Linked DNA regions of Homo sapiens: region 2 is linked to region 1. Evidence: read pairs that join two places in POLR2A ChIA-PET (ENCODE). Cell type or tissue: GM12878. All regions are shown on one strand. Each heading gives the region's core, and the rest is flanking DNA. Links, peaks and the distances in the headings are about the cores only. Region 1 has its middle 12 kb from the start of ARRB1. Region 2 overlaps NEU3 (neuraminidase 3).

Evidence for each region. Peaks named below come from ENCODE experiments on the same cell type or tissue, not always from the same donor. Only the 100,000 strongest peaks of a DNase experiment are listed, where the experiment ranks them.
Region 2: POLR2A ChIA-PET joins it to region 1 with 5 read pairs; 3 of 35 experiments call an interaction of 5 or more read pairs at or near these places.

Annotation. Positions count from the first base shown.
Region 1 is chr11:75,361,184-75,365,580 of GRCh38, forward strand. No RefSeq gene overlaps it. Among named protein-coding and RNA genes, the nearest start is that of ARRB1, 12 kb to the left of the region's middle. In GM12878, for the core only: no CTCF peak of the experiment used is centred there; no DNase peak of the experiment used is centred there.
Region 2 is chr11:74,991,390-74,995,786 of GRCh38, forward strand. It overlaps NEU3 (neuraminidase 3), which reads left to right. Exons shown (of 3, transcript NM_006656.6): 2 at 3,120-3,331. Among named protein-coding and RNA genes, the nearest start is that of NEU3, 4.7 kb to the left of the region's middle. RefSeq lists an enhancer at 1,493-1,612. In GM12878, for the core only: no CTCF peak of the experiment used is centred there; a DNase peak (open chromatin) is centred at 1,672; H3K4me3 peaks cover 1,666 bases; H3K27ac peaks cover 618 bases.

The DNA.
Region 1 (4,397 bases), core at 257-4,256:
TATATATGGACTAAACATTCTAATTAAAAGAATAACAAAGCAAGGCTCAATTTATACTGCCTTCAAAACATGTACTTTAGGCAGGGCGCAGTGGCTCACACCTGTAATCCCAGCACTTTGGGAGGCCGAGTTGAGGTCAGGAGTTTGAGACCAGCCTGGCCAACATGGTGAAACCCTGTCTCTCCTAAAAATACAAAAATTAGCCAGGCGTGGTAGCACATGCCTGTAATCCCAGCTACTCGGGAAGCTGAAGCAGGATAATCACTTGAACCCAGGAGGTGGAAGTTGCAGTAAGCCAAGATCGCGCCACTGCACCCCAGCCTGGGCAATGAGTGAGACTCCATATTTTTTAAAAATTTAATTAATTAAATTAAATATATATATGAAATAAAAGGCACAAATATTGAGAAGAAAAAAGTAGAGCTGTCTATATGTGCAGATTACATGAATATTTACATATAAAATATTAAGGAATGTATAAAACTGCTAGAATTAATAAACAATATATGAAAATCTATTGTGTTTCTAAAAATAAAAAAGAAATTGAGATTTAAATTTCTATTTATAATAGCATCAAAAAACACAAAGTACTTAAGAATAAATTTGGCTGGGCACAGTGGCTCACACCTGTAATCCCAGCACTTTGGGAGGCCAAGGCCAAGGCAGATGGATCACCTGAGGTCAGGAGTTCAAGACCAGCCTGGCCAACATAGTGAAACCCTGTCTCTACTAAAAAAAATACAAAAATTAGCCAGGTGTGGTGGCGCACATCTGTAGTCCCAGCTACTCGGGTGGCTGAGTCAGGAGAATCCCTTGAACCCGGGAGGCAGAGGTTGCAGTGAGCCGAGATCCAACACTGCACTCTAGCCTGGGCAAGAGAGTGAGATGCTGTATCAGAAAAATAAAAAATAAAAAAAATAAAAAATAAATTTAACTAAAGACATGTAAGACCTCTATCTTTACACTGAAAATCATAAAACGTTGTTGAAAGTAATCAAAGAGCTAAACAAATTAAGAAACATAACAAATTCATGGTTTGTAAGACACAATATTAAGCTGTTATTTTCCCAAAATTGTTCTATAAATCCAATACGATAAGCTTTGTTGTAGACATTTATATGGAAATAGCAAAAGCAATCTTGGTGGTGAGGGGGAGACAAAGTTGGAGGACACATACTACCTGATTTTAAAATTTATTCTCAAGCTACCATTATGAAGACTGAATGGGGCTGGGCACAGTGGCTCACACCTATAATCTCAGCTCTTTGGGAGGCTGAGACAAGCAGATCACTTGAGACCAGGAGTTCGAGACCAGCCTGGCCAACATGATGTAATCCTATCTCTACTAAAAATACAAAAATTAGCTGGGCGTGGTAGCACATGCCTATAATCCCAGCTACTTGGGAGGCTGAAGTATGAGAATCGTTTGAACCCAGGAGTTGGAAGTTGCAGTGAGCCGAGACTGCACTACTGCACTCCAGCCTGGGTGACAGAGCAAGACGCACACACACACACACACACACACACACACACACACACACACACACACACAAAAGACTGAATAGTACTAGTCTAAGGATAGACAAATAGGTTAATGGGATGGAAATAGCCCCATAAGAATATGGTCAACTGTCAGCATCCCCTTTTGGATTGTAAGCTTTGTATCTGTGTCTGTATTTGCCTGGTTTCTAACTGCACCCCCAGAGCCTAGAACAGAGCTGATTACTTCGTGTGTGTATTGTAACTGAATAATCAGAGCCTAGTATAGTAAGTGCTCAATAAATATTTATTGAATAAATGTATTTTAAGAAATGGGGTGGACATAACAATCTGGTCCTCTCCCAGGGCCAAGCTATATGCTTTTTTAAAAAAATTATTTACGTATTTATTTATTTATTTTTGAGACTGAGTCTCACTGTGTCCCTAGGCTGATGTGCAATGGTGTGATCTTGGCTCATTGCAACCTCTGCCTCCCAGGTTCAAGCAATTCTCCTGCCTCAGTCTCCCAAGTAGCTGGGATTGCAGGTGCCTGCCACCACACCCAGCTAATTTTTGTATTTTTCGTAGAGACAGGGGTTTCACCATGTTGATCAGGCTGGTCTCAACTCCTGACCTCAGGTGATCCACCCACTTTGGCCTCCAAAGTGCTGGGATTACACGCATGAGCCACTGTGCCCAGCCCAAACTGTATGCTTTTAGACATGCTAATTCTGGAGGATGAGAGATCACCCTACCTTACTCTATTCCCACTTCTCCTAGTTCCCTTTGCTGGAGTCCTCTCTTTCCTTTCTTTTAACCATCCAGAAAATCAGCACTACTGGCTCCCTGATCTGCACTGTCCCCAACCCCCCGACTACTGTGGACCCTCCAAAATTCAGAAAGCAGATCATGCTAGGGGCTCTAGAGGTTCTCCTCCAGCAGAACCAAGATGGAGGAAGAATGAGAGGCTGGGCTGGAATTGCCCCCTTGGAAGGGTGACCAACTGCACAGGTTTCCCAGATGCGGGGGTTTCCTGGGACATAGGGCTATGAGTTTTTAAACTAGGACAGTCCTGAGGAAACCAGGGATTACACCCACCTCCTGGGAATCCTCCAGCTTCCTTCATCAGAAAGGGATGGACTATACCTCTCCCATGGTGGGGACTGCCAACCCTAGGGTCAGCAGTCTTTTTGTAATGATGGTTTAAATATCCAGAGCAAAGATGGCTCCATATTCTCACCCCCAAAACAGGGTCTGAAGCTTAGGAAGCGCTAGATAATTGTTGGATGATGAGCGTGCTTAGGAGCAGGAGAAAGGGCCCTGCCCTCTGGGACCCCCTGAATCCAAGGTGGGCTGTTTTCTACAGCTCCAACCCCTCCTTCCTGCACACTTTGCACCTCTCCCAAGCAGGGAAACGGCTTTCTTGCCCCATCCAGCCCCATCATATCCCTGCCCACTCTGCACGTTCTATCAAGCACCAGCATGTTTCTGCAGTCAACATTTATGTACATTTTAATTATTTTTATAAAAGCATTACTTTTTAAAAAAGTTTCAATATAGAATGTTAGTAAGGGAAAAGTCAAAGCCCCACCCCACCTCATCCCACGCTGCCCTATACCCCTCTCTTTTTTTTTTTGAGATGGAGTCTAGCTCTGTTGCCCAGGCTGGAGTGCAGTGGCGTGATCTCAGCTCACTGCAAGCTCCACCTCCCAGGTTCACGCCATTCTCCTACCTCAGCCTCCCAAGTAGCTGAGACTATAGGCACCCAACACCATGCCCATGCCCAGATAATTTTTTGTATTTTTAGTAGAGACAGGGTTTCACTTTGTTAGCCAGGATGGTCTCAATCTCCTGACCTTGTGATTAGCCTGCCTTGGCCTCCCAAAGTGTTGGGATTACAGGCGTGAGCCACTGCGCCCAGCCCTTAACCCCTCTCTTAAAAAAACTTTATTTTTACCTTTTCTGCTTTTAGCTATGGTAGTTTGTACCACAAATCTGATTGATATGCATATACCTCAATTTCTTGATTTATCCACTTGAATTAACATTTATTGACTCTTCTCATGAAAAAGGACATTTGCTCATTTACTTTAATGCTCATCTCCCAATCCTTTCTACGTTGTGTTGTAGTGTTAGTTTAGTCTTCCATTGATTGATAATTGCTTAAAACCTTTATTTCCATTCCTATGCACTTTAGATAGTATCTGTCATTTTTTTTCTTTTTTTTGTTTTTTATAATAGAGATGGGGGCTCAACATATTGCCCAGGCTGGTCTCGAACTCCTGGGCTCAACTGATCCTCCTGCCTTGACCTCCCAAAGTGCTGGGATTAAGGCTTGAGCCAGCGTGCCTGGCCAAGATAGCATCTCTTGATTTATACTATGTAAAATGAAAAAGTTAGCATCTGTGCAGTGTTTGATCTCTCCTCTTCTCCTCCAGCCTTCTGACACTGATAGTTATACTGTTACATTGCTAAGAGTTATAATATTTAAATTTATTCTGTAACTATAATGAAGTCTTCCATGCTTTATCTAGAGAGTAATTCTGCTCATTTAAATCCAATAAATAGTATTTTCAATATTACAATTAGAAACAAATTCTAATTTGAGACTATATTAGATTCATAAAACAAGAAAGAACTGCTAATAAAGGGATCAATTAGACAACATGAAAGAGTCCTGGGAAATAAAAAACATGATTGCCCAGATAAAAAATATAATTAAAAAGTCTAGAAGTGGCAGGGCACGGTGGGTCACGCCTGTAATCCCAGCACTTTGGGAGGCCGAGGCAGGTGGATCACGAGGTCAGGAGATCAAGACCATCCTGGCTACATGGTGAAACCCCGTCTTTACTAAAAAATACAAAAAATTAGCAGGGCATGGTGGTGGGCGCCTGTAGTCCCAGCTACTTGGGAGGCTG
Region 2 (4,397 bases), core at 82-4,081, 370 kb before region 1:
TTCTTCAAGTTAGGAACAAGTGACTAAATATTCATATGCTATTGATAAAAGTTTGTCTTGGTTGACACTAGGAGGCTGTAGCCAAAAGCAGTGCAACTTTGCCGTATGGTTCACTGTCCTGAAAGCTTCCTGGAAGATTGGTCTAAAATCATCATGCCATTCCTCTGTCAAAAATTCTTGAGTGGTCTCCCATCTGTGGAATAAACACCTTAATAAGTTATCTAAGCCTCCCAGGATCTGGACTGTGCTGACCCCTTCAGTCCCACCTCTGCCCCCATCCCTTGCACTCCACCTTACTGTAGTCACACTAAACTACTGAGAGGCCCCAAAACTCACTGTTTTCTGTTGCCTATAGGCTTTTCACATCCTTGTCCTCTGCGCTTCTCCTTTTAACCCTCAGTTGGCTAATCCACTGTTCATTCTTTAAGATCTGGCTCACTGATTCATTCAATCATTCAACAAAAATTTGTTGAGTGCCTATTACTTAATAGGCATAGTTCTAGGTGTCAAGGCGGAGCAATAAGAAAACAGACATACCCTTGCTGTTTCTGGAGCTTCCATTTTGTGGTATGTATTAAACAAATGTAACATAGGAGGCATCAAAGTGTGATAAGTGGTGTGGAGAATAGAACAAGGAAAGAAGATAGGCTGGGGCAAAGGAGTTGACAGAGAAACCTTCCTGATTGGATGATGTTTGAGCAGAGCTGAAGAAGGTGAGGGAGCGTTATGTGGCTATCTGAAACGAGTGTTCCAGGCAGAGCCTGTGACTATATGAGGCAGGAGTTCTTTTGGCTCAATCATTCTCTCCAAAAATCCTTCTCTGGTGCCTTGATCTGGATAGATGCCACTTTTGTGTTTTTCTACTTGCTGTTGTGTTTACCTCTAAAGTAGCACTTATTACATCATGTTATAATTGTCCATGTATATGTCTGTTTCCCTCACTTGGATTGGGTTTCTTGAGAGCAGGAACCTCTGATCCTTCTCTGTCTTCTCAGCATCTATTTTAGGGCCTGACACAGAGGAGGAACCTAGAAATATTTATTGAATCAATTGTTCTTACAGCCTGATAATATTTACAAATGATTTGTAAAATTGGGTTTGGATGACAGTTGGTTTGAGGAAAAAGTAATTCTAAGGCTGCTTTTTGTCTGTCTGGCTTGATTCCCCTTTTGGACCTCTGAGAAGTGGAACACCTGGTTTTCTTTAAGAAGAATACTTGGAGACTCCATTGTGAGCATTATGGCAGGGTAGCCAACCTGTAAAATGGTGGGTAAAATATAACAAAGCCGGCCGGGCACGGTGGCTCATGCCTGTAATACCAGCACTTTGGGAGGCCAAGGTGGGTGGATCACCTGAGGTCAGGAGTTGGAGACCAGCCTGGCCAACATGGTGAAACCCGTCTCTGCTAAAAATACAAAAAATTAGCTGGGCGTGCTGGCGGGCGCTTGCAATCCCAGCTACTTGGGAGGCTGAAGCAGGGGAGTTGCTTGAACCCAGGAGGTGGAGGTTGCAGTGAGCCGAGCTCACACCATTGCACTCAAGCCTGGGCAACAAGAGCAAAACTCCGTCTCAAAAGAAAAAAAATAACAAAGCCCTTTATAGCTGAATTTGCAAGAAAGTAAGAGAAATCTCCAGGGACCTAGAAACCAAGAGTGAACTGAAAACCAGAGTGGTTAGCTCCTTAATCTGCCCTCAGCTGCACTGGATGTCTCACCTAGAAACTTGGACTTTAATAGGCCTGTTGTTATACCAAATGAAGCTATAGGTCCGCATGGGTTAGACTCTAGTGGGTTTTTTGTTGTCGTTGTTGGTGTTTTTTTGTTTTTGTTTTTGAGATGGAGTCTTGCTCCGTCTCCCAGGCTGGAGTGCAGTGGGGCAATCTCAGCTCACTGCAAGCTCTGCCTCCTGGGTTCACACCATTCTCCTGCCTCAGCCTCCTGAGTAGCTGGGACCACAGGTGCCTGCCAGCACACCCGGCTAATTTTTTTGTATTTTTAGTAGAGATGGGGTTTCACCATGTTAGCCAGGATGGTCTCGATCTCCTGACCTCGTGATCCGCCCACCTTGGCCTCCCAAAGTGCTGGGATTACAGGTGTGAGCCACCACGCCCGGCCTGGTTAGACTCTAGTTTTTGACAGAGGATGGCATGTGAAATACTCACATGAAGCTAGGTCCCTTGAAAATCTGCACCCTGTGTAGGGTGTATACCTTCTGATAGGGTGGACTAGTATCTTAATTCACTTTCTGTTGCTTATAACAGAATACGTGAAACTGGGTAACTTATAAAGAAAAGAAATTTCTTGCAGTTATGGAGTCCGAGAAATCCAAGGTCCAGAGGCCACATCTGGTGAGGGCTTTCTTGCTGGTGGGGACTCTGCAGAGTCTGGAGGTGGCATAGGGCATCACATGGCAAGGGGGCTGATTATGCTAGCTCAGATCTCTAGTTTTCCTCTTATAAAGCCCCTAATGCACTCCCATGATAACCCATTCATCCATTCATCCATTCATGAGGACAGAGCCCTTATAACCCTATCATCTCTTAGAGGCCCCACCTCTCAACACTGCCATATCAGGGATTAAGTTTCAACATGAGTTTTAGAGGGGACAAATATCAAACCAGATCTACTAGGAAAAAAAAAAATTCTCCCTACTGACACAGATAGAAGACAAAGAGATTGCCTTTTATCCTAGGCTTTCGTACAGAAAAAAAGTTTTCCCAGAAAATTCTTAACCATAGGCATTCACTCATACAGATACCCAAATGGCCTAGAAACTCCAAGCCAAGAAGTTGATAATAAAAACCACCTCAGGCTGGTAATACCCCTGGATGCTTGGCAAAAACAAATGCAAAACCGCTCTGCTCCAAGATACATACTTGATACAGGCCACATAGAATTCCCACAGGGTCTGGAGTTAATGAAATTCTCATTTGTTAAACAAGAATGTATATTGCTTGCTTTGTGCTATTGAGAGCATATGTTATTCTTGTATAAAGAAACATTTGAATATATCTGTGCCCCCCCACCTTTGCTCTCCAGAAGTGAAATGATGAAGCAGAATTTATATGCAGGCCAGCATCTGGGTATGGACACACATTAAGCTTCCTTCTATCCTTGCAGAGGTCATGGAAGAAGTGACAACATGCTCCTTCAACAGCCCTCTGTTCCGGCAGGAAGATGACAGAGGGATTACCTACCGGATCCCAGCCCTGCTCTACATACCCCCCACCCACACCTTCCTGGCCTTTGCAGAGAAGCGTTCTACGAGGAGAGATGAGGATGCTCTCCACCTGGTGCTGAGGCGAGGGTTGAGGATTGGGCAGTTGGTACAGGTGACTCTTCATCCCAGATCTGAGTCTGGGCCTCAGTTTCTCTTCACAAAGCTCAGAGCTCTTCAGGATCTGTGCCTTTTCTCATCAGTACAGGAAAGCCCTGTGTGGGGAGCAGAGGCAGAAAAAACAGCAAAAACAATGGCTCTCACTGAGTGCTTATTGTGTGCCAGGGGCACATTGGGTCCTCACAGCCATTCTGTGTCGTAGGTACTGTTTTCAGTCATATTTTACAGACAAGGAAACTGAGACTCAGAGAGGTTGCCATTTGCTCAAGGTTATACAGCTATAATAAAGCAGTAGAAGCTGGTTTCAAACTCAGTCGCTGACTCCAGAGACCTCCACAGTTATTTAGATTCAGCTAACGTATGATGTGCCTTTCATTTATATTCCATTTAATCCTCATAAATCACCCAGGGAAGTAAGCATTGGTAGTCCAGTTTTGCTGATGAGAGATCCTAGTGCTCCAAGAGGTAAGTAACTTGCTCAGGACCACATTTAGCAGGTGACAGGGGGATACCAGTAATAACCACGCTTCTACTACTAAATGCTGTATGTGAGGTATATTTTATTATCCCCATTTTGCAGGAGGCAACCAGGCCTGAGAATTAAGGTCATTTGCTTTGGTCACGCGTCTAATAAGTGGGAGAACTGGAGTTAGAGCCCTTCCTCTTCAGTAGAACATTTTGACTGTATTTTTAGTGAGGAAAGAAGGGTTACTGCTCTTTGGCCTGGAAGCTACAGGGTTATTTCAGATCCCAAATAGGCATACGTCGGAGATATTGTGGATTTGGTTCCAGACCACCACACTAAAGTGACTATCACAATAAAACAAGACACATAAATTTTTTGGTTTCCCAGTGCATATAAAAGTTATGTTTACACTATACTGTAGTCTGTTAAGTGTGTAGTAGCATTATGTCTAACAAAAAGTACACACCTTAAAATACTGCTGAAAAGTGCTAATGATTATTTGAACCTTTGGCTAGTCAATCTTTTTGCTGGAGTGGGTCTTGCCCTGATGTTGGTGACTGCTGACTTATCAGGGTGGTGGTTGCTGAAGATTTAG